5 separate regions of the Mus musculus genome follow, and regions 2, 3, 4 and 5 are each linked to region 1. The links are chromatin loops, found by intact Hi-C in ENCODE. Cell type or tissue: gastrocnemius. All regions are shown on one strand.

Region 1 (5,000 bases):
TTACTCTCTAGCCCTCCTTCTTTCTCTTTCCCTTCCTCCATCTCTCCACATGGCCATGGCCAGCCTCTCTCTCTCTCTACCTTCTCTCCTTTTTCCCTGCCTTTCTACAATAAAGCTCTAAAATCATTTAAAAAAAAAAAAGGTTAAGATATTTCTATTTCTCTAGAGTGCTTTCAAACTGCAAACACTACCAGCCTAAAAGCAGGCTGTAATATAATAAATGTATTTGCTTTGGAGGAGACATTCTTTAGAGTCTTTAAATTGGAGTTATAGGGCTGATGATAAAAATAAAATCTGGCTGGGCGTTGGTGCCGCACGCCTTTAGCCCCAGCACTTGGGAGGCAGAGGCAGGCAGATTTCTGAGTTTGAGGCCAGCCTGGTCTACAGAGTGAGTTCCAGGACAGCCAAGACTACACAGAGAAACCCTGTTTTTAAAAACAAACAAACAAACAAAAATCTGTTCGAGTTATCCTTTCTAATTGTGACTGAACTTGTATCCCTGGACATGTAATAAAAAAATCAGACATATAATCTGTACTTCTTGCATATTCATTAGCCTGTCTTTGTTCTGTGAAATGTGTATAAATAAAGAGGCACCTGGTTGCTAGTCAGTCGGAGGTCCGGAGTGTTCCGATCAGTCAGTTAGAGATTCAATTTCCTCCCTTGAAGACTCCTCATCTCCTCTGTTGGCTGTCCTGATTGTTGGAACAGACCCTAGTATCTCAGAACGAAAAGAAATGAAGCTGGCACCAGAGGTTTTGTGTCCCTAAAGTCATGGTTCTCCAGGCTTCCCCTCCAGGACTTGGGCCCTTGGGGAACCAGTGGGTGTGTGGTGCAGCATTCAGGGGACTCTCAGTCTCCTTCTCTTCTGTAGCCTTGGGCCAAGGTCCTCTCCTGTTCCGGCTTATGACCCTCATGGCCTCCAGCCCCCAACCCCCAGCTTCAAATGAATCAAGAGCATCTTTTGTATTCCAAAGGCCAAAGGGCCAGGCTTGCCTTTAATTAAAATGCACATCCTTTAATTAAAGGCCCCATAACACATGAAGGGCATCACTGAAATACGACGTGTGACATAGTCATTACCCCGCTGTTAATTACTAATTAATGAAGCTATTTCAATTAATAGCTTCCCCACCACCACTCCCCCTTGGACGGGCCCCATGCTGAGGTGAGTCCCTGAATCACCCTCGAAAACTGGCTTCTTGCCAGAGACTCTAACCTGAATATTCATGACTCAACTTCACTGCTTTTCAATTAAACATAATAAAGTAAACCCTATCAAAAGTATATTTCTAGCTCACAAACCATCTCCTTTACTACCTCCCTTAGTAGGAGCCAGTGGGTGGGGGAGGGGTTGGCAGACAAGGGAACAGAGAACACTGGGGACTGGAGGCTCTGCAGCCCAGGGCACCATCCCAGATCTGATGGCTTCACCCAGAAAACTGATGTCCAGGGGTTCCCAAGGGAAGAAGTGGGCACCTCAAGGCATTGTTATCCTACAGCTGAAGGACAATAGCCCAGAAATAGGGAGACAAGCCTAGAGATGTGGAGGGGACATTAACATACTAATTATGAATATTAAGCAGCCATTAAAGACTCTGATTTAAAGGAATGACAGGGAAGTCTCACCTAAGGTAACTGGGGGGGGGGGGGCAGCCCTGTACCTGAGCTGAAGCTAGAGGTGGGGGACTCCTAGGGAGGTTTGCACAGGACTTCAGGAGCCTGTAAACAGGTCAGTTACTTGAGCAGGCACAGTCTCAACTGAAGGGACATTCAGGCAGAGATAGGAGGGATCAACCAGTTGGTTCACAGAGACACTAGGCATGACCAGGCTGCAGGAGATGTGTCCACACCTCCAAACTCCCCTATGAATAATCTAACAACTGCCACGAAGACTGTGGCCAATCCCAAAATCTTTATGCATAAAGTGGGCTAGGCCCTGCAGCATCCCTGTTTAGTCCTAACGTGCCTCTCTTGTTCTAGATTAGATTCCCAGGAGACTCATCTCTTAATGGGCCCCAGTGTGGGAAAAAGAGTCTCTTTTTCCATAAAGAATTGACTGTCCCCTGAGGTGGAGTTTGAAGGTCTCCAGGACAGTCTACTAAAGTCCCACGTGCCCAGGGAGGACAACTCTCACCACCTACACTGAGCCCAACATCTAAAAGTAACTCTTGCTCTGAGAGGATGTGAGAACAGGCTCCCAGGGGCAGCGAAGGGCCTAGGGTGTGAAGAGGAGGATGCGGGAGGGCGGGTGCTGGAGAACCACATTACAACGTCTTTTGGAGACTCTGGACCTGCAACCTCTCTGCTCAAGCCTTCCGAATCTTTTCATCAAAGGTGGAGTCAGGAGCCCCATGTCCAATTCTCCTGGGCAATAGGACGTACCCACTGTGGATGCTCCAGACTAAGGGCAGGACGGACTGGTCGAAAAGTTCTTACTTGTCATACATCCAACATGCCCATCTCAGCCCTGGGGAAGAATCGAAGACCTAGAAAAGGTTCCTCTTGGCTTCACGTTTGTCTTTACCTCACTATGAACTGGGCTTGACTTCTCCGGTGCCTTTACTTCAATGCTCTCTCAGCCCCCTTCTCTTCTATGCTGCAGAAGACTGGCCCCTCCCTCACATTGTGTGTCCTGAGACGGACGCTAGGTGGCACCAGTCCCCACAGAATCCTGAAATTTAACGTGGCCCTGTCTGGCAGTGCCCTCTGTCGGCCAGAGGTGGAATATAAATGGCTGTATTCAAGGTTGTGGGCTGAACCGGTAAAAAAAACCCACCAAGACTAGTTCACACAGGCATAGCTACCCACGCACATACATACCCACACGCACTTATACAGACTCTATTTCTAGGAAGCTAAAGCAAAGAAGAGGTGTCTTCCAGGTTCCAGGCCCATGTGAGAGAGGCCCCATCAAACCCCAACGGGAGCCTGGACTGGCCCAGAAGCTTTAAAAACATGTTTCTAGCCGGGCGTGGTGGCACATGCCTTTAAGCCCAGCACTTGGGAGGCAGAGGCAGGAGGATTTCTGAGTTCGAGGCCAGCCTGGTCTACAAAGTGAGTTCCAGGACAGCCAGGGCTATATAGAGAAACCCTGTCTCAAAAAACCAAAAAAGAAAAAAAGCAAGATAATAAATTTTGCATTACCTGTAAACAGGAGGAGAGGGATTGGGAGAGGGAAGGGGGAGGGGGAGGGGGAGGGAGGGGGGAAGGGAAAGAGACTAACTCAAGGCAGGCTCCACCCCTTGAGCCCGGGAGGATGGGACTGTCTTAGTGTTTTCTTTCTTTTTTTCTTTTCCTTTCTTTCTTTCTCTTTCTTTCTTTCTTTCTTTCTTTCTTTCTTTCTTTCTTTCTTTCTTTCTTTCTTTCTCTTTTTTTTAATAAAATGTATTTTATGTGCAATGTATTTTTTGACTGCAATGTACGTCTCTGTGAGGGTGATAGAAGCCCCTGGAACTGGAGTTACAGATGTGTGATCTGCCGTGTGGGAGCTGAGAATTAACGAACGTGGGTCCTCTGGAAGAGCCGCCAATGCTCTTAACCATTGAGCCACCCCTCTAGTTCCCGTCTTAGTATTTCAATTGTGCTGTGATTAAAACATCCTGACCAAAAGCAAACTCAGGAGGAAAGGGATTGTTTCAGCTTACAATTTCCTGCTCACATCTCATTACAGTGGAATCTGGAAGTAAGAATTGAAGCAAAGTTGCTAGCTTGCCTCTTATGGCTTGCTCAGTCTGCTTTCTTATACAACTCAGGACCACCTGCCCAGGGGTGGCACCCCACACAGTGGACTGGCCTCTCACATTAATCACTAATGAAATGGCCCCGCAGACTTGCCTACAGGCAATCAGATGGAGACATTTTATCAACTGAGGTTCCCTCTTCCCAAATGACTCCAACACCTTAAATTGACAAAATGCTAGTCAGAGCAGGGGCCTTCTTAAATATGGCTACCTAGCTTCAAGAACACAACTATGGAAGGTGTGGAAGCACAGCCTGAGGGTCCTAGGGTGCTCCTCGGACTGAACAATCAGGCCTCATCCTACAAGGCCAGGTTAGAGAGATAGCTCATTGGTTAAGAGCAATCCCCGCTCTTCCGGAAGACCCAAGTTTGGTTCTCTCATACTGGGCAGCTTACAACTGCCTATAATTCTAGCTCTGGGGAGCTGGTGAGATGGCTCAGTGGGTAAGAGCACCCGACTGCTCTTCCGAAGGTCTGGAGTTCAAATCCCAGCAACCACATGGTGGCTCACAACCATCTGTAAAAAGATCTGACGCCCTCTTCTGGAGTGTCTGAAGACAGCTACAGTGTACTTACATATAATAAATCTAAAAAAAAAAAATCTAGCTCTGAGGAATCCAATGCCCTCTTCTGGCCTCCCTGGGCACCCCAAAACATGTGGCACACACATACACACACACACACACTTTTTTAAAAAAGATTTATTTATTTTATATACATGAGCACACTGTAACTGTCTTCAGACACACCAGAAGAGGGCATCAGATTCCATTACAGATGTTTGTGAGCCACCATGTGATTGCTGGGAATTGAATTCAGGACCTCTGGAAGAGCAGTCAGACTGCTCTTAACTGCTGAGTCATCTCTCCAGCCCCTAACACACCAGTCTTAAAAGAGTATTTTTATTCAAAATTGGAAGACCACAGAAGAAAGTTTGTGCTCACAGGTTACTTCATGGCACACCTGGCTCAGGGCATCTTGCTCTGGAGATTTGTGCACACTTCTGACAGGAGTTGTGCAGATGGGTGAGCGAGCACTGCTCGTGCACCAGGACAGCAGAGAGGGTCTAACCTATGTCACTGCTAGCCCAGGCTGGTGCATGAAGAGGCTGGAAGTGGACACAGATGTTTTCTTCTACAGTAACTCCATTTTTGAGTCAAGGTCTCTCACTACATCTGAAGTTCACCATTTACACTAGAATGGCTGGTCAGTGTGCTCCAAGATTTGTTGGGTGGGGTTATGGCGCACATCACTCTAT
Region 2 (5,000 bases), 88 kb after region 1:
GAGCCCAGCTTTTGAAGGGAGACAGAGGGAGCGATTTGAAGCAGGATCTAAAGAAAAGCCTCTGGACGAGCCTGAAGCCCAAGGGTTGGAAAGCCGGCAGGGCCGGGCATTTGAGGATAGGAGGCGAGAGCGAGAGAGAGGCAGAAACTGGAGTCGAGAAAGAGACTGGGAGAGGAGCCGGGACTGGGACCGGCATCGGGAGTGGGATAAAGGCAGGGATAGGAGCTCCAACAGGGACAGGGAGCGAGACAACGACAGGGCTAAGGAATGGGACCGGAGCCGCGAGAGAAGCCGGAATCGCGACCGGGACCGAGAAAGGCGGCGAGACCGAGACAGGTCCCGCAGCAGAGACCGAGACAGGGACCGTGAGAGAGCACGAGACAGGGACAGGGACCGAGGCCGGGACCGGAAGGACCGCAGCAAGAGCAGAGAGAGCCCTCGGGACCAGAAGCCTGAGGCCAGGACCTCTGAGGGGGGCCCTGCTGCAGCCCAGGCCTAGAGGCCATTGCACTCGGGGCTGGGGACACGACCTGCTGGTGTGGACAAAGACCTGTGTCAGTTATTGTGTATATAGGCTCAGCCTGGCAAAGACCCCTTTAAAAGCCAAGTGCATAAAATGTGTTGAGCAAAGAGTTTTTGAAATAGCTATGAACTTATATACAGGATATAATATTCTGGACTTCAGGAATTACTGTAATTTTGTGTATAATGGTTTGTTACAAATTTTCCCAACTTTACAATTCTGATTTTTTAAAAATATTTCCATTTAAAATTAGAGAAATGGGAAAATGTCTACAAAAGCATATTGCTTTTTTTCAGATTATAAAGTTTTTTCCAATAACTTGACTGGTGTAAGTTTTAAGGGGATTTCAGTGGACCTTAGAGCTAGCTTTCCCTGTGTAGCCATCTCTGCTTCCGTCTATCCAGGGGCTTTCCTCAGTGCTGTCCTAGTCGGAAAGCACTATTGTCGAGGTGAGCTGGGGGCTGTGCGCAATTGCAGCGGTGGAAGAACTGCCTTCTGAGGCCCGCCCAGCTCCCAGCAATGCAGCACCTTACAAGTTTTTTCAGAACTTAATTAGAAATAGCCTGTCCTAGTAGAAATTGTAACATTTTTAAATAACAATTTATTTTTAAATGTTCAAATTTATCAGCCTAAAGAAAGAAAGATTCAGTTCAGAGCATTTAAGAGGGAAGAGACAGGAGTCAAGCATTGCCCATTGCTGCCCTCTGAGTGGCTCTGCAGACTGACAGACTCCAGATAGGCGATGGGTTTGGAAGCTTCTCAGTGGGATGGGGCAATGTTTGTACCAAATCTGGAAACGAAGAGGATGGTGGTGAAGCAGCCTGCTTCATGGAAGGATAACTGCTGTGTCGCCCCGGTTGCCTCTAAAGATGCTGTAAGAAGGCTGGCTAACGTATCTGACTGTGCAAATATGTTTGATAGTTCCTTTTATATTTTCATAAACTTACTTTTTCAGATAGAGAATTAGCTTCGTTTGTTCTTCGGAGTCTTATTTCACTGTACATCACTACAGATTTTTTCACTTTATAGCACAGATGTTTAAGTTGAAAAGACATGGGAAAATAGCAATTTGGGATATTTGCTATTGTAAACCAAATAGTAGGCTAAATTACATGAAAGTGTCAGTTTCAACATCTAATATGTGAAGGTTTTTTGTTTTTTTAAAAAAGTGTAAAGTAAAATTTTCTAACTTAAATGCACAAGCATAAAAATCAAGTGTGTTTCTTTAGGTTTACTTTGTAGAAATTTCTGTACATTGTATTTTGTATTGCAGAGTGTTATATCACTGTCCATTGAAACACAGGACTCCATAGGTTTTGTTACTTGAAGTAGAATAAATATCTACAGAGTTCTTGTCTCTCTCTTCACTCAACCTTGACCCCTAGTTGTCACAGGTACAGGCAAAGGCATCCCACTCCCTACTGGCAACCCTACTTGTGTGTTGGATGCTGCCGGCTGTGCTACGGTATCACCGCCCACAGAGTAATGTGCTGGCTGATGTTCTATAGAGAACCCTGACTGCAGGTTCATGGGATTACAGGCAGCCTGGAGGTGTCACTGGAGGCAACATGCGCCTTGGCAGAAGGTAGTGGGTCTGAAATGCATAAGTGCCATGGATAGAATCTAGCCTTTCACTGCTGGCTTTTTTAAGGGAGCTGAGCTGTAGAGCCAACATTCTAGTGTAGTTGGCTCAGCTCAAGTACATGTGGTCCTGCCCTTGACTGCCACCTACTGGTAAGACTTGGACCTAAATCCAGCTGCTACATCCCCACATGGTACCCAGTGCAGCAAGAATTTGGCAGGATGATCCTGACCAGCACCCAGCTGAAGTGTTTGCTGGGGCAACTCACCAAAGAAGCCCCTGACAGCCATATCCACTTTCTGTTTTAAGACAGTCTCACTATATAGCCTCAAATTGACAGCAATCCTGCTTCAGCCTCCTGAGTTCTGGGACTGGCACCATTCCTCTAGTTCTCATCTTAACTTTACATGTGTGCCTTGGCTGGGTTATATCACTTGTATTTATTCTCAGGCTCCGTGAAACCTATTGCAGGGTTGTATTTATTCCAAGGCTCTGTGAAACCTATTGCAGGGTTTGGTGGACAAAGCTTACAGCTCTGGCACACCTGAGAAGGCAGAGTAAGGGGAAATGAAAAGATTTATTAGGGGCCCCAGGGTATGGTAGTGCCCTCCACCTCATACTAGACCCCTGGCAACACCAGCTAGGACATACGTTGCCAAGCCCAGTAACAAGCAAGCAATGGTGTCTGTGTCCCAGCGAAAGCAGTGATGACTGGGTATGTCTGCAGTCATACCAAGGGCAACAACCAGGGGGAAGGCAGCTGGCAGGTACTGGATCTCAAACCTGCTGCTTCCCACAGCAGCAACACGTGTGGGTGTGCAGGGTGATGGTCAGCTAACTTTACACCCAGCAGACTGTCAGTAAAACATATTTGCTTTCCTCATTGCTGTGACATATCTGATAGAAACAAGGGAGAAAGGAAAGACTGATTAGTACTTCAGGGTCAGTGCTTTGTGGAGACAAACAGCAGTCATTGACAGTGAGAGCTTGTGGCCTGTCCTCACATCTTAGTGAATCAAGAAGCATCCCTGGGGCCAGAGAGATGGCTCAGCAGTTAAGAACACTGGCTGTTCTTCCAGAAGTCCTAAGTTCAATTCCCAGCAACCACATGGTAGCTCAATACCATCTATAAATGGATCTGATGCCCTCTTCTGGCATGCAGAAGTACATAATGATAGAGCACTTTTTTATATATATAAATATATATTCATTATATATATATATATATATATATATATATATATAATGAATCTTTTAAAAAAAAAAGGACAATTTAAACAAAACAAAACATTGCTCAGGACCTGGAGTACAGTTTGGCTGAACCCCTCAAAGCCACCCTTCCCTAACTTGGTGGCCTATGTCAACCAGCTAGGTCCCCTCCCTGTCTTAAAGGTTTTATTAGCTCCCAGAGCAGAACCTTGTGTATTCAAAATTTTAAGCCTGTGGGGGACATTTCAGAGCCAACTATAATACTTTAATCTACTTTTTTTTAATTAATAAAATTGAGATTGTGTATAGTATTGTAGGTTTACTGGGTAAATCCTCAAAGCATACCATGTTTACAGCAGGGCTTGGTAGCACATGCTTTGTAGGTAGACAGATTTCTGAGTTTAGGGCCAGGGTTGCATAGTGAGACCCCGTCTCAAAAACAGTATTGTTTACAAAGTTTTTACTTTAAAAAGAAAAAAAAAGTATGATTTTTTTTTTGTTGTTTTTTTAAACTTAGCTTATTTTGGAGTCACCTGTGTTCTGTAAGAAGACCTGACCAACTTATTGGATCACCAAACTCGACTTTGGTAGAATTGTTTCTTTTTCTGTCACCAGAGCCTTATCTGAGGTGAACAGAAATGTTCACATCTTCCCAGGAAGTTAACACAGTAAAAGCTCACCAGGTGGGGTGCGGGGTGGGGGTGTTGGATGTGGTGTGGGGGTGGGGGATGCAGTGGGTGGGGGGGTGGAGTGGGGGAGTGCAATGGGGTGTATCTACAACCCTAGCACTTGGGAGCCTGAGGTAGAAAGACAGCTCAGGACTTGTACGTTTGTAAAGTCCCAAGTGCTGGTGTAGAAAACCAATGGGAAGTACCGGAAGTGTGCACGAAAGCCCAAGGCTGCTGTGACATCCTGGTCAGTGCTGGAATGGTCTGCCTGCGCCGTTTTGCTTTGCCATGCTGGTTTCAGGGACACAATTACCAAGTGAAGCTCCAGGGAACAAAGACTTGTGCAAAGGGCGCTGTGTGGCTCCATAGAAGCCTGGTGCAAGAAGAGGGTCTGGCCCTGTTGATGTACTTCATGCTTTACTGCTCAGGCTTCCTACCTCTCTGCCCTTTGGCCTCGGGGAATACTGCCCTACAGGCCTGGCGTCATTGTATAAAGCTGGCCAAAGACCTGAGGCCTCACGGGCATGCTTGCTGCCCCTCTGCCCTCAGGAGACTTGTGGCCATCTGTCAACCTTGCTGCCTGAGTTCTTTGTCTCTGAACAAATCAGAGTCTACAAAGACGGGGAAACTGTGAGCAGTGTGTTATTCCATGATGCACACCAGTGTTGTTAACGACCACAGTGCAACTGGGGCCACAAAGATGTAACAGGTGACAAGCAGAACACCCGTCCCCTTAGAAAATCTAGCACTTTTCAAATGACTTACAGAGTCACCACCCACTCAGCAACAGTCAGAGCCAGCTTTGTTTGAGGGGATATAATTGCACCCAGGAAAGAAAATGGACTCTGGGGACTGAGCTGTTGGAGAGGCTGTGGCCCTGCTCAGGCTGGCGCTAGGACAGGTACTCAGGCCGGTGCCAGAACAGGTGGTTTCCCAGTGCTGTACAAGCTGGAGGATTGGGGGAAGCAGTAAGGGAGGTTCTGGGGGGGCACTGCCCGTGTTTGTAAGCCAGGGCCCT
Region 3 (5,000 bases), 180 kb after region 1:
GATGGTGTAGTAGGGGTTCTGAAAAGAGGGGATCAAGGCTTTCATGGCAGGGAGGTCTCTTGTCACATGCTTTTGAGGATGAGGGAGTTTATAGCACAAGCCTGTAGCCAGGCTCTCTGATTCTCAGGCAGGAATCAGAGAAGAGGGTGGAGGGCAGGACAATGACCTCTCAGGACAAACACACTTCTCCAGGGGAGAGAAGTAGGAAGCTTGTAGGAGGGGGAGAACTGAAGTTTATGTGTGTGCACATGTGTAGGTCCCTGTAGAGGCTAGAAGACGATGTAGGATCCTCGGGAGTTATAATTACAGGTGGTTGTGAGCCTTCTGATGTAGGTGTTGGGAACTGAACTCAGGTCCTCTCTCTACAAGCAGAACAAGTCCTCTTAATCACTGAGCCATCTCCTCAGATCCATTCTTTTTTCATTTAATCCAAGAAAGGACCAAATATCTTTCATTTGTATATTTGATCCAAGAAGATTACCAAACAGGAAATCTGTCTTTTTTCCCACTGGGGTACTGATTGTGAATTTAAGTTGACGTTGTGTTCTGTGTTAGTCTGGTCAAGATTCTGGAGACACCATAAGGTCTTCCAAAAAGATCCATTTCACCTTGGTCTGAATTTCGGACATCGACTTTGATCCCAAGAGGTATGCGATATGTGATTCCATATATGTTATAAACGTGGGTTTGAAATTTGAATATCCCTATAAAGACAGACAAATGGACACGTCTGCTAATGTGAGCTCCACGCCAAGCATTTTGAACAGCTGAGAATATAAATGTGAATTTTAAATGTTTAAATGAATTTAAATGTTTTGGTTGCTTTATTTGTGTGTGTGTGTGTGTGTGTGTGTGTGCGCGCGCGCGCGCGTGCGCGCGCGCGATTCATGAGAGAGTCTGGATAAAAGAGACCCTGTGTGTAGACACAGGGGTCATAGATGGACTTCGGTTTCTTCATCTGCCATTTTATATTCTGTTGGCTTGCGACAGGCCCTCTCATTGCATTGGAAGCTTGCCTCTGTGGATAGACTGGCAAGCCAATTGAGCTCTCAAAACCTGTGACTGCTCAGATTACTTGAAGAGTGGAACAAAAGAGAGTAAGGATGTGTTCCTTTGTGTGAGGACTGTGGACAGGTGTGTATGTGTGCTGCATGTATTTTGATGCACACATCTGTGAAGAGCTGTATACAGTGAGAGTCACATTCCCAGCCACTGAGAAGCGACCTGTATATCTGTTTGATTGTTTGACTGAGTGACCAATAAAGTTGCTCAATAGAGATTCAGGCCTCTTTCCCAGATTGCTCGGGAGGTTGGGAAGGTGGGATGTGCTAATCTGACTCTCTCTCAGATCCTTTGACTTGGCAGAGACAGACAGAGTCCTGAGAAGATAACTACTTGCCTTATCAACCATCCTGGAAGAAAACAAAACTATCTACAAGAGTGTGAGAATCAGCCTCTCTTTCTCAGCATTGGTCATTCCTAAAAGATATGGAAGAGAGCGCACACTTGGCAGGGAATCCAGCAGCACTGTGTCTTCCTGGGCTACTGTAGCCATTCCTATAGGAAAATCTCCACGGTGCAGGCAGTTTTGACATCACCTATTTTGAATATAGCACTTCTGGGGCCAATATTGACTTCAACCATTTCCACAGCACCCCTCCCCCAACCCCGCCCCCTTCCTCCCCACCCCCTCCCCCCAGAGATCAGTGGCAGCTCATCAGTAACTACTGGGATTCAGAGTCCAAAATCTCAAACTCCGATCTCCAACATCTAAGAGAAGGAAGTCGCAGCTGAAGACAGCATTATGGCACTCATCATCAACAAACTGAGAGTGATGGTCAGGTCTTTGCTGATCCCAAGGACAACGGCTGTAAGTCCTGGGCAAAGTGATAGAAGAGCGCCCCCTGGTGTTGCATCCAGAAGCCTTTCTGTCCTTATAATCTGGCTGTATGGCTACAAACATCAGCAACTCTGGCAACGCCTGAGTTGATGTTTAACTTTGAAGATGTTTCTTCCGATTCTGGATCCCCCCAGACACGTTATGAATAAAATCTCCAGTCTCCTGGTAGAACAGTCTCTGATATCTGAAAGAACGGCAGGAGGAGACCAAGCTTGCTTTTTCAAGGGCCGGTGAAGTGGAAACTTAAGGGTTCTTTGAAAAGTTGGTTGGATGGTGTTTTGCTGGGGCAAACACGTGAAGGAGTGTTCTCTTGAAGTGGACATAGGTGAAAGACTAAGGCAGACACGTGAAGGAATGTGTAGCTGAAGCAGACACAGCAGAAAGGATATTCTGCTAAAGCAAGCGTGAGAGAGAACACGTGATGAAAGATTCTTTGCTAACAACACCCATGTATTGGCCTGTCTTACACTGCATGGCTGAGCTGCATTTGTCAGGACTCCATAGAGAGAAACACACCAAAAAGAAACTTCTGATGATGTGTTTACCGAACTTGACTGCTGGTGTATCCGTGAAGTGTTTTCTAGTGGATCGAGAGGTCGCTGCTAACCTATGAACTGAAATGCCGATTTCCAGACAACATAGATGGGAGTTGCTTCAAAGAACCTTTCTAAACAGGCCCACTTCCCCATATCCTTTGTTCCCCACTACCTCTGGTGGATGCTGGGCTAAAAGGGAACCATCATTGAAAATAGATTTTGGAAAAATTAAAATTATAGCCTGGCCATGGACTATGTCATCAATGAGTACCAGAATCAGGGGACTGAATCAGTCTTTAGATCTTAAAATTGAGGTACTAGGTAGGCAAGACAGCAAGCCTGAAGATTTGAATTCATAACCCAGAGCATATTTTTAAAAGCCAGATATGTTGGGGGGGGGGCTAGAAAGATGGTTCAGTAGTTAAGAGCACTGGCTGCTCTTCCAGAGGGCCCAGGTTCATTTTCCTGCACCTAGATGGTAGCTCATAACCACCTGTAACTCCAGATGGATCTTCAGTGCCTTATTTCACCCTCCTAGGGCATCGTCACATGTAGTACACAGGCACACATCCAAGTCAAACACCCATACAAGTAAAAAAAAATTAAAGATGCAGATGTAATAACATCGCTGTGCCATTCCACTATGCCTGCAGTGAGAAGGAGGGAGACACAGGAGATCCACGCTAAGTAGTATGCAGTATGGCAGAAACAACAGAGAGACCCAGATTCAACAAAGGAGGGGAGAAAGTTGTCTTCTGACCTCCACACATGGCACCCCCACCTCACAGCACGTATACACAATAAATAAGTAAGAAAGAACTGAAGTACTAACTCAGCACAAGATAGACCAAGTATTCAAAATGGTCTGATGACTAAGACAGCACCCTGTGGTATGGTTAAGGGAAGGTTTTCATTGTGCATAAGAGAGAGAAAAAAATATATCTAGAGGCATCTGGAAGAGTCCAGAGCAGAGAGAAAAGGAAACAGACTAGACCTGGTCAGGGCTGTCTGTCAGAGAAGAGAGAATGGTGAGAGTAGGGAGAGAGCAAGAGATAGTGGGGGATGGGGAGAAACCTTGCTGCTATAAAAGAACACGTACAAACATGCACGTTCATGTACACAATGCACATTTGCACACATGCACATAAATGCACACATGCACACACACATGCTCACATATGCACACATGTACACACATGCCCATACATGCACACATATGCATACACATGCACATACACACGTGCATGTGCACACATGAGTGAAACAGTAATTTTCTAATCTGCTGAGCATTTCCAAACCTCCCCATGGCTAGCACACTCCCCCCTCCAATATTCCTGAATTATTACTTTCTAAGATCCACATATATTTCTGGATATATGGGCTGCCTTTTGTAGTTTGGGGAAATGGAACTTCCCTTGGAACTGACATCCAACATGGGTGCTGGGAATTAAACGCACCACACGTTCCAGTAGTTGCTCCTTAAATTATGGACCAACCTGGCTTTCTGACTGACTGGGAACAGAATCGCAGGCACGTTTAGCTGGTGTGTGGGAAGCAGGGTGTCTGGCTACTGGGGTGGGTGTGGGGTGGGTGTGTACCAGGGATGTGAGTAGTGGAAGGACCTCTTGCCTTTTGGGGGAGCACGGGTGTCTTGGGTTCCTCTGGGCTCCCCTTTCTCAGCAGCACCCGAAGGCACCTCATCTAGGGCACAAAAGTCAAGAAAAAGCTAGAAAACATGTCAGGAGGAACACAGTATCTGGTGGGTTCTACAGGGCTGTCCCCACCCCTCTTCCAGGTCATATGGAGCTGAGAGAGCTTGTGCATAAGGGGTGAACATAAAAACAATCCTTCCAGCCCTACAGAAACCCCTGTCCCCGAAGGCAGAAGAAAGGAAACAGTTACAACATGGGATGACCAATAACCCTTAGCCTAGCCCAAACTACACAGTACATCCCAGGCGATTGTTGACAGCCTGCAATGACATAGCTTCTTGCTGCCTTCAGCCAGGCAGACAGGCATCGCATGCATGTTTTCAGAGTACACAGTTACCAGCTCCTCCAGTGGGAGGACTTGACAGCACCATTTGTCACATGCATGTCATCCCAAACCCACCTGGAGATGGTGGGGCCCATCTGTGCTTGCTAATTGGGAAACAAACTTCCGGGTGCTTCTCAGACAGGAGGCAGTTTAGCTCCCAGCCTCAGGCAGGGACTGTGGGGCAAGCGCCATCTTCCCTGGTGTTAATTTCAAAGAGATGGATGGCTCCCCATCCTCCTGAAAGACTCCCAGCTTGAATGCCCGCTAGAGGCTTATTTAGCTTTTACAAAGGTTTACACACACGTCAAGTACATCTCAATTACAAATGCAAAGTAAAAGCTGAGGGAGAAGTGAGCCTCTCTCCCTTTTTAACCAGGGAAGTTAATTTTCCTCTTTCTGCTTTCGGTTGTGCATTTATTGTTCTTCCTGGTAACCCTTGCAGAGTGCCAATGCCGGCTCTCCCTTGAGACAGTGGAGACTGACAAGCACAGGGGATATTAGCTATCACCACCAACGCTGGAGTGTAG
Region 4 (5,000 bases), 270 kb after region 1:
AGACATAAAACATCACACAAGGATCATTGGTTTAAATATTAAAATATATTATGTACACACTCTAACCAAAAACATAGAAACACACTGTCCACACAAGCTGCGTGGCACCTCAGATGGGATCAAATCCTCAGTGCAGTTTGCTTGGACATGAGTCACATGATCAAGTACAAAACTGATTCCATAAACACCATTCAGTGCAAAATATACGTCTGGACATAACGATTCAAGTCGCTGCTGCCCCGCATGGAGGCCACCGGGCTTCCAGGACAGGCAGTAAGCAGATTCAAGCAAATTACCCAATAGCTGGCTCCACAGGATCATTCCCAGGGCACTGCTGCCCTGCATGGGGCTTCTCAGTAGACACAGGAAATCAGGATCAGGTGATGGTCTATGAAATGTAGTGACCCCCTTTCAGACTCCAGGGCTTGGGGAATGTGTCTGGTTCATATGTGACCCCTATGACACACGTGACTTCCTCCTTAACGCCTCAGAGGCTGCTCAGTCACAGTGTGGGGCAGTGCGAGACCCCAGAACACAGTGTGAGGTTTTGCAAGGTCCTCAGTGTTACCGCCCTGTGGGGGTGGGTCAGGGTTTCCAGGAAGAGTCCTCAGGAAATGTGGAGAGGCCAGCGCTGTCACACGTTGCTCTGGAGCTGTTCTGTGGGACTGTCAGAGGCCGAGGACTGGCTGGGCAGGGAGGCCTCTAGACCATCTGAGGACACGGAAGGGGACTTGTAGAGAAAGTAGGCGGCGACGAAGAAGAGGAAGCCCAACACCTGGGGAGACAGGAGGAGACGTTGGTCCTGGCCAGCCTGGGGATTCTGCCCAGCTGTGAGTGCCGGTGTAATACTCTGCCTTACTCTTTCTGGAACAAAGACACGCCTTTCTGTATGATCAGCCCCGCATGAGACACCAGTGCTTCACTTAAAGAATGAGAACCACCTTTGGTTAAAAGTAGGAGCCAAGGGAAGGTGGAAAGACCTGGTACGGACTAGACAGGGTCCCCTAAAAGGCATGTACCACCCTTGTCCTTAGAAACCGCTAACAACACAGTCTCTGTAGGGCTGAGGAAGGACCTCAAGATGAAGTCTCCTGGATTCAGGGTGGCCCTAACCCCGTGGCCGAGCCTTTATATAAGGCAAGGTAGGAGCATGGTGGGGAGGCGGGGGGGGGGGGGAGGGCAGAGGTGGAGGCAGACGCCAGAGGAGCCATCTCACCTTGAAAGTGAGCCCTGCGATGAGCATGTACCGGCTCATGGCTTCATTCTCATACACGAAGCAGGAGCCCTGATGACCACACTGGTCTTGCCACAGCAGGCAGGCCTTGTCAATCACCCAGCCAAAGGCAATGGGCCCCGGAATACTGCCTGCCAAAGGAGAGAGTTCACTTAATATCCTAGTGGGTGAAGAAAGGATAGGTCATCGGGGAAGACCCTTGCAAGGCCACTTTGTCCATTTGTGGTTCCAGGGGCAAAGGGGAGACTTAACTCCCTTTTTGCAGAACTGGCATTGGGTAGGCGCACCATGGTTTCTCAGGAGGGCCTTTTTATGTTGAGGCTAAGAAACCTACAGGGTATATAGAAGGACAATGTGTCCCTCTAGTGGGCAGTTAGGGAAAAAGCCCTTCTCAGTGTGGCCCATAGCCTCATGCTTGGTTCCTTATGCCTGAAGCACTGCACAAGTGTACACGGCTTCCTCACCCCCACGCAGTACCTAGTGTTCTTACGACGATCCACTGGATCCCCAGGGCAAAGGATCTTTGCCGATCACTGACACACCTGCAATAAAAATTGCGCTATCAGAGCCCATGGAAGCTTGGCTGTGCACCTCATACCCCATACACCAGCAAGAGTCCTGGGCAAGTTCAAGGCCACATCACCACCTCCCTAGGTGCCAAGCACCTCTTTGGGGACCAGAGACAGTCAACTCCGATGCCACTAGAATGAGGCCCATTTCCAGGGCCTGCAGCTACCCGAGGGCCCAGCAGCATCTGTAGAGCGCCACCTGCTGGTACTGCAAAAGAAAATGCGGTGAGAGAGCTTCTTACCGTAGAGTAGCAGTTAGCGCTGGAATGCTGCTGAGGAATGTAAAGATAATTACAACGAACACGAGAACCAGAAGGAAGGGCTTGCTCTGACAGGTGGAAGCGCACTTCCCTGCGGTAGCATTGCCCCAGCCAGAGGAAGCCTTCTCAAGGATACAGCTACAGCCTCGGTATACCTGGGGAGCCCAACAACAGTGCTGATCACACAAAGGCAGAAGTTTCCGGGTCCCGGCCAGAGAGGGGGATGTGGGCGTGGCCACACTCACCTTCTGGCCACCCAGGTCTGTCTCGGCATCAGCAGGGCAGCCTGCGTAGCAGGGAGAGTAGTACATGGTGCCATCTGAGCCACACAGGGGGCTGTAGTGCTTCGGCTGGCAACAGTAGATGGCGTTGCAAGCTGCCTTTAGGTCCAGCTGTCCTTTAGGCAGGAGGCTACAGAACCGGCATCAGGCGGTATGTTAGCAGGTGTTCAGGCTTCCTGGTAGACTTCCCTACACATGTTACAGTGACCTTCACCCCCTCCCCAACGGTGCCAGCCCTCCTCAGGAACGCAGGGCCCCCACGTGTAGGGTCTCTACTAGGCTCACCTCCCAACGTAGCCGGTGGTCACACCTGCCATGTGCACATTGGGGCAGTGCATGAGGAAGACAAAGAAGGCTAGTAGGCTGGTCAAGGTGCAGAATAGACAGAACCTGATGATCCCAGAGCCACGGAGCTTGAACTTGTTTACCAGGAAGCCACCTAGGAGTGTACCACCACCGCCTGCTGGCACCACCAGGTATCCTGAAGAAGAAACTCACTTAGTGAGGGCCAAAAACCCCCTGATCCTGTCATTTCTGCTGCATTAGTGCGGACACTGAGGAATGGAAAGAATCATCCCTGCCCATCTCTGCTCAGGGATAGCTGTAGGAGTAGGGTGGGTTCTCTCTGTGCAGTGGACCTGGAAGCCCAGAGCCCAGTGAAAAAGGCATAGGGTGGGTGTACATGGGGTGAGGGTGTCAGCATAGGAAAGTGCAAAGAATGGAAGGGAGCTATCAGGTGTGGGCATCTGGGCCAGATAAGGATGTGTCTGGAGAGAGTGGAGTCACCAATATGATACCCTCTCACTACCCAGACAAGACCTGCAAGGTGGGCTGCATCTGATGGCTTCTATCCATACTGGTCAGTGCCCTAGGCTGATCTCAGCACTGACCACTGAGGGCATGGGGGCATCTCCAGGCAGAGGTGTACCTCTCTCATCAAGGATGTACCCTGCCCTCAGCTTAGGGAAGCCATGATCTGTAGAGTAAGGACTCTAGATGGTCCCTGCAAGCCAGCCTGGCACAGAGCTCTGTCAGGCAGGTACGGTGACTCAAACTTAGATCCCTAAGACTCTGGGGCACCAACTGCATGGCCCATGGGGACAGCCTGGCCCAAACCCTTTCTGTAAGGAGTGGTAGGTAAAGTGGCTTGCATGCAGGAGTTGGCCTTCCCTTCCGTCTTGGAGCACTGTCCACTTGGAGTTTGAAGGCTGAGGTTAGTACTTGCAGGAGCTCCACCTGTCCCTGAAGAGCGCTCCAATGCTCAGGGTCTCCTTACCGAACAGGGTGGCAGCCTCGGAGGCACTCAAGCTGAACTGGGCCTCGAAGAACTTGGGACCGAATGTGGACATGCCGGCAATGAGTGTGGCTTCAGTGGCCCCTGCCAGGCAGAGCAGGATGAACGTGGGGTTTCTTAGAAGGAGCCAGATGGAGCTGGGGTAAAGGGAAGAGAGACCAGAAAAAGGGAGAAGGGTCAGCATGCGCCAGACTGCATGCAAGGAACCTGCCGTTCCTGAGGCCACCCACACAGGAAAGGCACTGGGTTTGAGAGGGCAGTGAAGTGGTACCCCCATCTAGCCCAGAGACACCCAGAGTGGGTGAGAAGCTGGGCTTGGCAGGTAGTGAATTAATGGCCCCACTGTAAACCTTTGGTACCCTGTCCACAAAGCTATTAAAACCAATTACACAGACTATGTCACTGCTGTGGCCGATTTCCAGTTTCAGTGTGCGGACATGGATAGACCATGAATGGATGAAGATAGTAATTGCATCTGGTAGGCACTGGGACGGGACAAAATAGCAGAAGTGTCTGAGTAAGGGGTAGAGAGATGGTGACCACCAAGTTCAGGGCTGGACAGGGCTAGGAAGGGTGCTACTAAGGGACTGGGGGGGTAGGCCCCCATAAGACTCATACTCACCCAGGAGCTAGGCCATCAAAAGAATGGGGTCTCTAGGAGGTAGGACTCACCAAGGGGCTGAGGTCTCTAATGGGATGGGGCTCACCAAAAGATGGGCCACCAAGGGGCAGGGGTCACCAAGGGGTAAGAGGTCACCAAGGTATAGGGACCTAGACTGGGTAGGAGTCACCAAGAGAGGTACAGGTTGCCAAGCACAAGCTATAGAGAGAAGAGGCAGGCATCTTCTGGGTTTGGAAACAGGGGCCACCTTCAAGGAGTCCTGAGTCGGTCTGGCTTGCTCCCTTTCTCTTGGCTTGTACTTAGGGGATGGTGGCTGTAGGAGTGGTAATAGGCTTGGTGGTCAGATACAGTCTGTTAATCCCACAGTGACTCTGGCCTGGAGTCCTAAGAATCCAAGGTCCCAGCACTGTCAGAGCTGGGTTCCCACGCAGGGCTCTTTCCCTCCATTTGCCACTCTGTCTGGAATGTCAAAGACATCAGCCACACGGTGAGGTGGTGACTGAAGTGCCTTCCGCAAGGCAGAGTGACCAGGGTGTGACAGCACACCCATCTGACAGGCGGGCGATTCTGAAGGCTCTGCCTCCTGCTGGCCTGGAGTCAGGCTGCAGCTTCCCTGCTGGCTGGGAGTCGGGCTCCAGGTTTCCTGGGGTGAGTGAGGACTGTGTGCCAACTGTGAGGCTGATCATGAGCTATTAGAGCTCTTGGGAGCAGAGCCTGAACTTAGTCCTTCTTGGACAGCT
Region 5 (5,000 bases), 67 kb after region 1:
CCCATCCACCTACAAACTCAAACCTGGGGAGTGGCTGCATCCTGCACAGGCGACCAGGTGGGTGGTAGAGCAGGGAGAACATGGGGTTTCCCAGGGCATCTTGAGGTGTGGGCTTCAGGAGCACATTTCATGGGGTCATGAAGGCGCCCTGTGGCGGGTACTAGAAACCTACAGGTGGGCCTGTGTTTTATCAGCTGCATGAGCCGTTTATTTGTCTTCACAGTTGTTAGTGGCAATAAAGGGGATAGGAGAACGGCTTTGCACATCTTAACCAAGCCCCTCCCAGTTTGGGGGGGGGGGGACAAAATTGGTAATGAGGGGGTTAAACTTGGCAGCTGTTGAATAATATACATAGAGCTAAAACTTACTAGGTTGTTGGTTACATTCTTTTGGTATCTTGCTTTTTATAAGTCTTTTAAAAGCCCACTGTTGAGAAAATTGGATCATAGCATTAACTTGAACCTGCAAAGTGAGCCCCTAAGAGTACTCCAGTCCTATAGCTGTCCCTGTGTCCTTCACCTCTCTGAATGACCTTCCTGTAAACTTAAGGAGCTGTGGATCAGAGTTAACACTCCCAAGAAAATCCTTTTGATGGCATTGCTGATCTCAAGAGTGCAAAGGTCTCCTCTGAAGATGCCTGCCACAATCATTAGTATAAAGTGATAAAATGCTTCTGATACACACCAACATGCACATAGTTAACATGCTTAGTATCCAGAAGTTAGAGTGTAAACGTAGATCAGATTCTTGGCTGCTTTAAAGAAGGTTTGGGCAACATTGATTTGCCACAAACCTGGAAGAGCTCGGCAAGAACCTAAGGTAACTGGTTGCATTCTCTACACCTGGTTATCCACTGCACCTCCAGCATTGGCCCCATTAGGTCTGGAGGGTCTAGGAAGGCACACAGATTGTTGTAATAACTTGGTACAAAGAAATAATGGTTAAAATGAACTTGGCTGAAGTCATCTGTACCTGGTATGTTTGGGGAAATCTGAGAAACAGCAGCTCAGCTTCCACGTAGCTGGGCAGATTGAACACACCCACATGGCCCTCACCACACTGTATTCCAGTGACTAACAATGTAAGAAATTACCAATCCAACATGATTTAAGCTGAAGATTTCAAGATCCTATGTGATTGGTTAAGATAACTTGCAAGAGTTGGTCTCTGCATTAAGATGGAAGTCAAATACTGGACATGAGTAAGAAAAGATTTTCATCTAGTTGGATGTGGACCTCTGCAGGGTCACATGTTTAGTCACATGCATAGTCACTGGGCACTCATCTCTGATGTAGCCTGTGCTGCTTTGTCCAAGCCTCGTTTTCTTACATATAAAACTAAATTGGTAACTTCTCTTAAAGATAAGTATTAATTTTTTTTGATGGTTTCAATATCAGTCCCGGCCACCTTTTTCAGTCCTGCCTCAGCCTCCTGAATCCTGAGATTACAGGCATGTGCATGAGGTGTGGGTAGAGGGAAATTATTTATTTGAAGATACTTAAGCATGTCTAGGAAGCAACAGCAAAAACATTTCCACTGCCACCTCACTGGAAAGAGGTATGGTGAAGCAATGGGAAGTCCTAAGTTACATGAGCCAGAGCTGAGGAACAGAATTCAGCACCTGGCCTTGTTTCAAGGTGCTGCTTGATCACTGTCTTCAAAAAAAGCAACTCCCCTTAGGCTTCTGGAGGTGAGATACCTGCATGGGGCCAGCCTGCCCTCCTAAGACTAGCCATCAGGCAGCGTGACTGGGATGGGTGGGACTATAGGTGTGGACCCCTACCCTGCACCTGGATCCTGTTTCAACTTCATGCAGTTGTGGGGTTCTACCTTGGGGGTACATGAGCAGGGTTTGTTCCCCTAATGCCTTTCTCTTTCCTGCCTTTGTGGATCATTACTGCCACCTGGTGACCAACAGAGCTATAGCAACCTTACTAATGGACCCATGGTGTGAGAATAGAGTTGGGTTCCCATGCGGAGCACTCTACTTCCCTACTCCGTCAAACTTTCAGCAGCTTAGTTTCCATTACAAAGAACTGGTCATGACAACCTTTGCTTCCACTAGTAGTCCACAGGACTAGAGATGCCTTCCTCCTTAGTGTTGGTCAATACCTTCTTACCCCACGAGAGGGCAGAGAAAGCTAGTAGTAGAGACAGCAACCCACAGTGTAAAGTGCTATTAGTAAGATGGGTCTCTCATGAGTTACAGCTATGTAATTTTTATATAGTTAAAAGTGAAGTGAATTCTTCAATTGGAACAGTAGCTCAATAGGACGTTTGTCCAGTATGCCCAAGCCACAGGTTTTTGAAAACCCAGTATTGGGGTAGGGAATGGAATAAGGATTTGCAAATTCATTCATTGTTCTATTCAATCATGAAGGTCAATCCCTGTTGCTGGCATTGCTGCCCTAAGCCAACACCACTATTATTCCTACCTGTAGGGGCTAGAGAAACATGCCAGTCCCTTGAGCAGTTGCAATGGGTAACTGTTGCCCTGTTTAACACCACCCAAAATAGAAGGGGGCTTGGTGTTTCAAGATGCTAGTAGGCAAATGGTTAGGGAAAGCCATCATTTATGGGACATATCAGTTTAATTACATAACATGACTTTTATGCACTGTTGGGAGTGTGCCTAATGTGTCCTAACGTCCTTAAGAGGAAAGAAGCCACCAGAGCTGTCAGGCTGCAGAGTGATGGTTAGGGAGTTACGTTAATAGGTGGTCTTCAGGTATAGCTGCTCTCAAACCATCAAGTGTGTATACTTGGAGTGTCAGGAATAACTGAAATGTAGTCCGGCCAAGAGAGATTGGGTCTTTGGTGGAACCTCTGGTTTTGAATTCCCTGTTTGTGACCAGAAAAAAAACAACACAGATGTTTCAGGCCATACTACTATATGGAGGGGCTTTGTCGAGGGCTGGGTGATGCTTTGTTTTGTAGAGTGGAAGTCAGCTGGCAATCTAGTACACATTTATTATACCCCTGTTCAATGTCACACTCGTATAGCACTTGGTCCATACCATTATCTGAGTGTTCATTCCTTCTCTGTACCTTCCTCAGAGGACTCTTCTAATTTTTAACCACCACACAACCCAGCAGTCAGATATGAAGGTAAATTGCTAAATATAACTGGAGCCAAGAGTAGTAGACATCCACTGCAGAGTCCTTGGACATTGTCCTTGATCTATGGGAACCTTGGCTCAGAATGTGTTTTCTCCATATATTTGTCATGTATACTGTATTGTAAAAATAATTTCTATTTTGCACAGATCTGCCTTTTGGTATTTTCTGTCCTCATCTAGAAAAACATCAGAGTTTTAGGTAGATGTCATTGTCACTCTGCAAACCCCCTAAAGTGCTTTGAGGTTGAGGTTTGGCATGCTTCTGAGCAAGTATAGAGTTCACCTGTAGCAGTCCTCTGGGATGGAATTGAAGGGCTTCAGATGAAATGCAGCTTATATTTAGGTTCCTCAGTACCACTTTATAATCAGCCATATGGCAGTGGTTTAGGCTACCTCTCAGACAGGTTGGTCGTCAGGTCTGGCAGTACCTGATGGTGTCCCTAAGCATATAGAATAGCTTGTTGAAGAGGGCTGTCCTTGTATGTGGCATCTCTGCTCTTTGAGCTCTCTGCCCTTCCTGGGAAATTGGAAATGGTTACTGGGAGCACAAGGTGGGAAGTCCTCATTTATGATCTTAAAGTCATGCTTCAGTCATATACATGCTTAAACTGTAGTGTTTAAGGATTGCCTATCTAGATGAACCATCTCATAGTTGTTTGTTTCTTGCCGGTAGGACACCTGTCCTGAACCGAATGTTGCCAGACATTTCCTTACCTCATCTGACCACTTGGACTGCTGGTCAACATGTTAGACAAACAGACAAACATCATTCAGTTCCATGGCCCAAGCAGGACTTGGAGGAGGGGAAGGGTGGAGGGAGGGAGGGAGGAGAGAGAATGAATATGAGATTGAGTATGCCAGAGTTTATTTCCTCCTTGAACTATGTGGATCTTGTGACCTGAACTTGGACTTGCCCACAGGTACCTCTTTTTAGACATTTTGTGTGCCTTTGATGCAGGATTTTAATTAAACTGATTTGATTGCCCACTGGCATCTAGAAGTTTTGGTGCAAGCAAACCTTGTGACTTAGCATTTGTTTTAGACAATCTCTTGGTTTTTCAAGACAGGGTTTCTCTGCAGCTCTGGCTGTCCTGGAACTAACTCTATAGACGAGGCTTACCTCAAACGCTTCGATCCACCTGCCTTTGCCTCCCAAATGCTGGGATTAAAGGCATCACCATCATTACCCTGCTTTGACAAGCATTTAAAATACCTGGTTGTCATTTTTACCCTGCTGAGGGAATTAGGTGTGTGTGGGTTGGGGGTGAGGTCATATAAATGGGCATCAATCATTTTAGCATCTGGTGCTCATTGCTCCCTGGCCTTTCATCAAGAAAAGGAGTCTGGTGATTTCCTTTCACATAAATTCAGCAGGCTGAAGTCTTCCATTCTGGCATCTGACTTTTGGTGTGAAAATAGGTTGGCTGATCTTCCCTATAGCAACCTTGTCAACCATGTCTACAGTGAGCTTCTGCTGGAGGGTGATGAAGTAATGTGTATCCTTTGCTGACAAGGTGTCCACCCCTTTAATCCCAGCACTTGGGAGGCAGAGACAGGTGGATTTCTGAGTTCGAGGCCAGCCTAGTCTATAGAGTGAGTTCCAGGACAGCCAGGGCTATACAGAGAAACCCTGTCTTGAAAAAACAAAAAAAAAAGGTGTCTACCTCCAGGACCCTTGGGGGTTGGAGAGTGATTTTTCTTCTTTCCAAAAGGTTTTTAGGGCCGGGCGTGGTGGCGCACGCCTTTAATCCCAGCACTCGGGAGGCAGAGGCAGGCGGATTTCTGAATTCGAGGCCAGCCTGGTCTACAAAGTGAGCTCCAGGACAGCCAGGGCTATACAGAGAAACCCTGTCTCGGAAAAAAAAAAAAAAAAAAAAAAAA

Evidence for each region. A loop is a pair of places that touch in the nucleus more often than their neighbours do. Peaks named below come from ENCODE experiments on the same cell type or tissue, not always from the same donor. Only the 100,000 strongest peaks of a DNase experiment are listed, where the experiment ranks them.
Region 2: it touches region 1 in a loop (9-fold over the local background); 13 of 42 quality-filtered maps call a loop at or near these places.
Region 3: it touches region 1 in a loop (2.6-fold over the local background); 10 of 42 quality-filtered maps call a loop at or near these places.
Region 4: it touches region 1 in a loop (3-fold over the local background); 9 of 42 quality-filtered maps call a loop at or near these places.
Region 5: it touches region 1 in a loop (8-fold over the local background); 18 of 42 quality-filtered maps call a loop at or near these places.

What each region holds. Positions count from the first base shown.
Region 1 is chr2:180,743,141-180,748,140 of GRCm38, reverse strand. No RefSeq gene overlaps it. Among named protein-coding and RNA genes, the nearest start is that of Gm30455, 18 kb to the right of the region's middle. In gastrocnemius, no CTCF peak of the experiment used is centred here; DNase peaks (open chromatin) are centred at 1,215, 1,341 and 2,669.
Region 2 is chr2:180,654,838-180,659,837 of GRCm38, reverse strand. It overlaps Dido1 (death inducer-obliterator 1), which reads left to right. Exons shown (of 16, transcript NM_175551.4): 16 at 1-1,875. The coding sequence ends at 499. Among named protein-coding and RNA genes, the nearest start is that of Tcfl5, 15 kb to the right of the region's middle. In gastrocnemius, a CTCF peak has its summit at 2,267 (motif pointing left); DNase peaks (open chromatin) are centred at 370, 2,251, 4,511 and 4,916; H3K4me3 peaks cover 514 bases; H3K27ac peaks cover 528 bases.
Region 3 is chr2:180,563,603-180,568,602 of GRCm38, reverse strand. The region is part of intron 3 of Gm30144 (a long non-coding RNA gene); the gene reads left to right. Among named protein-coding and RNA genes, the nearest start is that of Mrgbp, 15 kb to the left of the region's middle. In gastrocnemius, a CTCF peak has its summit at 1,911 (motif pointing left); a DNase peak (open chromatin) is centred at 1,896.
Region 4 is chr2:180,469,879-180,474,878 of GRCm38, reverse strand. Slco4a1 (solute carrier organic anion transporter family, member 4a1) reads right to left here. Exons shown (of 12, transcript NM_001355218.1): 6 at 3,621-3,775; 7 at 2,630-2,825; 8 at 2,309-2,474; 9 at 2,046-2,218; 10 at 1,712-1,776; 11 at 1,217-1,365; 12 at 29-775. The coding sequence ends at 635. Among named protein-coding and RNA genes, the nearest start is that of Slco4a1, 16 kb to the right of the region's middle. In gastrocnemius, CTCF peaks have their summits at 2,012 (motif pointing left) and 4,867 (motif pointing left); DNase peaks (open chromatin) are centred at 1,628, 1,939, 2,281 and 2,527.
Region 5 is chr2:180,675,808-180,680,807 of GRCm38, reverse strand. The region is part of intron 6 of Dido1 (death inducer-obliterator 1); the gene reads left to right. Among named protein-coding and RNA genes, the nearest start is that of Gm22502, 20 kb to the left of the region's middle. In gastrocnemius, a CTCF peak has its summit at 1,917 (motif pointing left); a DNase peak (open chromatin) is centred at 1,876.